Linked DNA regions of Homo sapiens: region 1 is linked to region 2. A link is an interaction called in ENCODE POLR2A ChIA-PET data of the cell type or tissue named here. Cell type or tissue: OCI-LY7. All regions are shown on one strand.

Region 1 (2,500 bases), 480 kb after region 2:
GCCATTGCACAGTTGGCTTAACTTGGATGAGACAGAGGACAAAATAGTGGTGGTTTAAAAAAATACCTCCCCCATTCTGATTACAAAGGAGGCATGATTAACGAAGTACCCTTTGTATCCGAGCTCCATTCTAAGAGAAAGAGAAAGAGCTTTCCTTCCCCCTTTTTTGATCGCTGAGTCTTTTCCTACTTGTCTCATCACCCACACAATCTGTTCACAGCCCAAACAGACAATCCAGCCAGTCTGTGGAGAGTTCCTAAAACATTTATGTTGTGAAAGCAGACAGGATGAACAGGACCTCATCTCGACAAAGGATGATGGGACATTCAGCAAAAGAGTTCACGAAGGGAAATACAGATGGAGTCCCAGAGCTGAATGAATTTGCCCACAATGTCTAACACAATGCCAGCCCTTATGGGTACTTGTAAACCTTCTGGTCAATTCACAGCCACCTCCAGGTTTTATCCCCCAAATTCCATTACTTTTAGAACAAAGGGTTTTAAAAGAAAATACAATTAACAAGTTAAGGAGGTCCAAATCAGTGCTTTAAGGATCCTTCAATTTCTCTAGACCTTTAAACATAAAAATAGCAAGTTAGATGAAGATTTTAGTTCCAACACTACCAGATCGGGAGTTGACATAATGCACATAAAATACTTAATACATTGCCTGGTACATACTAAGTACTCAAATAATATTACCTAATATTTTCATCTTACACTGCTCTATTTTATTAATGATGTTTTTATATATGTCATTGCCTGTCTACTCAGCTAAATAGTTCCACCTTATCTGTTTTTGGTATAATCCAAAAGATAAATGCCTTCATATAATTATCTTATTTAAGCTTTCAGATCTATAGTAGGTTACAGATGAGACAGTAAAAGCAAGACTAGGTCTCATAGCTGGCAAGTGGTAGATTCCCATACTGAGATCTCAACTCACTAATTTAACATCCAGTGCTTTATTTCAATAACACCACAGATGAACAGATTATCATCTCTCGTGCCTCTTTGTATTCTTCAGAATTTAGCTAAGCGCTAAGATATACCTTAATGATCATCTAAAATAAATTTCTAATGATAGGTAACCTAACATGTCTGAAGATTTATTTTAGTGCCTTTAATAAGGAAGAAAAGAAATGGGTGGAAAAGCCCAACCATACTTGGCTTTGAGGAAAGACATGCCTCTGTTTTTATTTGCCAAGGGAAAGCATTACCAGGTCCATTTAGAAAGACAAGAGGAAGTAAAGCCGGGCGTGGTGGCTCATGTCTGTAATCCCAGCACTTTGGGAGGCCGAGGCAGGTGGATCACCTGAGGTCAGAAGTTCAAGACCAGCCTGGTCAACATGGTGAAACCCCGTCTCTACTAAATATACAAAAATTAGCCAGGCATGGTGGTAGGCGCCTGTAATCCCAGCTACTCAGGAGGCTGAGGCAGGAGAATCACTTGAACCCGGGACGCAGAGGTTGCAGTGAGCTGAGATTGCGCCATTGCTCTCCAGACTGGGCAACAAGAGCGAAACTTCATTCCAAAAAAAAAAAAAAAAAAAAGGAAAGACGAGGAAGCATGAGGGATTCAATGATATACCAAAGAGATAAATGGGGCTAGAGCCAGAACTCTTGATACTCTGCTCATGGCTTTCTGTATTAAGTTCATTATTAATTTGGCACCTTGAGTGAGATGAATCTTGCCTTGGATTATGCACATCAAGTTGTATTTCAGATGGCTGTCCCATACTTTAAAGGCCCATACCAAACCCCCATGTATCAAAAAAAAAAATTATCTGATCTAAAAAATGCCTAGATCCCTTAGCCCTTAACAACAAACTGTCTTATTTTATGGATCTTGTCTTCCCAAATTTAAGTTGCTGGAGGGCAAAATCCATGTGTTTACTCCTTCTGTAGCCCATGGCTAACCTAGTTCAGAACTTGTAGCAACGTGTGCTGCTCATTGCTTCCTCGGCCTCACAGCCTTCTAGATGTCCCAAAGAAACCTCGAGTCATCATAACATCTACTGAATTTCCCAACCATCCCCAGCACTACTGCTCGGCTTGGGCAGTCATTAAAGCTTCTCTTCTGCCTTCAGGATCTTCATTTCAGCTGCTGGGACATCCTGTTGCCATCCATTTCACACAGACATCCAGCCCAGCAGGAACCCGTGTTGCAATGAGCTTTGCTTCAAAGCCAGCAGCCTGGCCAAGTTCCAGGAATTGTCACTAATGATCTTCACCAGCAACTTGGTGCTCAACAGTGATCTCTGAACACACACACACACACACACACACACACCCCATTTCCAATACTGCTCTAGTTAGAGGAGCTGCCTAACAGAGGTTGGTTCCATAACTTATTTTATTCTTTAATTGTTACAGAGGACTTATTTCATCAAAATAAGCTAACTGTCCAAATACACTCTGCAATGCAGCAGTGGCCTCCACCAACTTACTCCTTTTTTTTTTTTGAGATGGAGTCTCGCACTGTCACCCAGGCTGGAGTG
Region 2 (2,500 bases):
AATGTTGGGATTACAGGCATGAGCCACCGCGCCTGGCCTCAGATGTATTACAATTTAATAGGTATATATTGAAATGGGTTCCATGCCATGTATTTTGGAAAGCCCTAGTTCACACAATGATAAGCAGACTTCTTTCACGCAAGACTTCTCAGGGTCTTTCCTGCACTAAGATACATTTATGATCTGGCAAGAGGCTTGTGGCTTGCAGCATTTCCCCAAATTATTTGCACATAAAAATATTTTCCGAGGAACATCTCATGAGATCATTGTTCTGCTGATCACACTTTGAGTGAATGCTGGCAAAGGGAGTTATTAGGAACAGGGCTTAAGTTCTGGTTCTTGCCATTTAACTGTGTGACTTTTGGAGTTGCTTAATTGGAGCCTGCGTCCTCATCTGCAAAAATGGGAGTGGCAACAGTCTCTACATCTCATGGAACTATCTGAGGATGAAATGCATATGTAAAGTGCTTAAAATTGTGCCTGCCTCCAAACATTCAATAAATGTGACCTCTTATAATGATTATAAAGAATACCAAATAATTTAAGAAAGGAACTATGAGAATTCAATTAAAAGGGGCAGAGAATCACTGTAAATACTATAATTTCTGAGTGATCTTCACTAACAACAGTGAAGCTCCTGTGAGAAAAACATAAAAAAATTCTTCCATGAAAGAAAATCCTAAACCATCACAGAGTACAATATTATTCTAAAGAAGGAAAAAACAAGGGAAAATATTTTTTTAAAAATAGTTCAGACAGAAAGTATCTTTGGCAAAGAGGATCTTCTGATAACATAACAGATGCAAATGAAAGACAGGGCTGATTTCCTGGGCGCTAAACCAAGTGGAGGAGTTCTCACAAGGGAAAGAGCCAGGTGCTGACCCCCTCTGCACTGGGGAAAGGAGGAAGATACAAACACACTTTCTTGCGGGGGGTAGATTCTCATCACTGAACTGAAAATGGCTTGGCATCAACAGGATGTCTTCCTGTTCCCATCTTATGAAGTGACTCATACATCTGCCATTTCACTTGCAGGAACTGTGGGAGAAGAACTAGGAGTCTGTTCATTAGGAACCCTGGCTCCACAAAGGCACTCCCTCCCAGCCTGACACAACGCCCACCTCTTCTTCCGGTTGTGCCTGCCAAGCGTGAGAGTGTACAACAACCAAAGCAAAACAAAAATCCCAACCCCCGAACCAAGCAGCAGGCAGGGAGAATGTTGCAGTAGAAGGCTACTGCTTCCTGATGCTAACGTGGACGCCAAAGGCACAGCCCACAGTTCCAGAACCCACACCACAGCACCTGAAACAATTTGCTCTCAGTGGGCCAGGGCAGCTCTAAACACTAGACTGCTTCCTGTTGTGCAGCTATGTAAATGAACCCTGTGCTGGGGCCACGGCCCAGCTGCACTGTGTGGCAGGGATGCGTGAGTAATGGAGTCACCAGGGCAGCCTCTCAGTGGAACATACTTGTGCAGCCTGCAGGCTCAGCCTCACGATGCCAACCCCAGGAGCAGTGACCCCCTCACAGGGCACACCTCTGCCAGGAAAACCATCCATGTGGTGGGGACAGACAGTTCCTTGGTAAGAACCGTCTGGATCCAGGAACCTCAGCAGATAGGGACTGAGTTGGGGGATGATTAAAACCTAGGGGAGTGGGCTCCAGACTGAACTCGGAGTGGTTTCCTTGGGTCATTTCTAATCTGCTTCAGTTTCCTCACGTAAGATGAGAGGGACCCACCTCTTAGGACCTCATTTGTGCAAGCACCAAATGTGTGTGCCTGCTAATGTCCACAGCAACACTGGAAAAGAAGTATCTCATTTTGCAGATGTGTAAACTGAGGGTTGGAGGAGTGAGTGAGCATGGCCAACATCATATAGGTACTAAAGTTGTGCAGCCTGAATATAAACCAAGAATTGTGGATATTCAGATGTGTCCACTCCTGAAATTCCACGTAGGCTGCTAAGCTTCCTTAAAATGATGTTTGCAACTAAAACCAAGTCTTAATTTTCTATATAAGTAGTACTCATTAGGTAAATTATCTACTGCAAATTAAAAATCATACTTTCATCAACCCTTCTTGGGCTACTTAGTCTTTTGCATTGCCAAATGGCCTGTGCTTAGGGGATTATAAATGGATTTTGAAACTAGCTAAAGCAAAGTCTAATTATAATTCTCATAATTAATCATTATAAAAATAAATCATTAATATAATTCCATGGCCAAATATAAATGATTTCTGTTCTAAGGCAATACCTCATTTATTGGCCTGAAGAAAGTTGGTTCTGAAAGATAAACAGTCACATGGATGGTAAGAAGAGCTCTGGGCCCAGGGTCAAGAAACCGAGGGTCTATCTAGGTTCAGCTGTTAGTTGGTTAACTGTGTAATTTATGCAAGTTACTCAATCCCCTTCCCTTTCCCTTTCTGCATCAGTAAAACAAAGAGCTTGGACTAGATCAGTGTTTCCTCCTCTTTTCAATATGAAGACTTTCTTTTTTT

What was found. ChIA-PET counts read pairs that join two places held together with the same protein. Peaks named below come from ENCODE experiments on the same cell type or tissue, not always from the same donor. Only the 100,000 strongest peaks of a DNase experiment are listed, where the experiment ranks them.
Region 1: POLR2A ChIA-PET joins it to region 2 with 19 read pairs; 2 of 35 experiments call an interaction of 5 or more read pairs at or near these places.

Annotation. Positions count from the first base shown.
Region 1 is chr1:68,211,919-68,214,418 of GRCh38, forward strand. All of the region lies in intron 1 of WLS (Wnt ligand secretion mediator), which reads right to left. Among named protein-coding and RNA genes, the nearest start is that of WLS, 19 kb to the right of the region's middle. In OCI-LY7, no CTCF peak of the experiment used is centred here; no DNase peak of the experiment used is centred here.
Region 2 is chr1:67,735,118-67,737,617 of GRCh38, forward strand. The region is part of intron 2 of GNG12 (G protein subunit gamma 12); the gene reads right to left. Among named protein-coding and RNA genes, the nearest start is that of GADD45A, 51 kb to the left of the region's middle. RefSeq lists an enhancer at 1,029-1,108. In OCI-LY7, no CTCF peak of the experiment used is centred here; DNase peaks (open chromatin) are centred at 166, 346, 884 and 1,374; H3K4me3 peaks cover 2,500 bases; H3K27ac peaks cover 2,500 bases.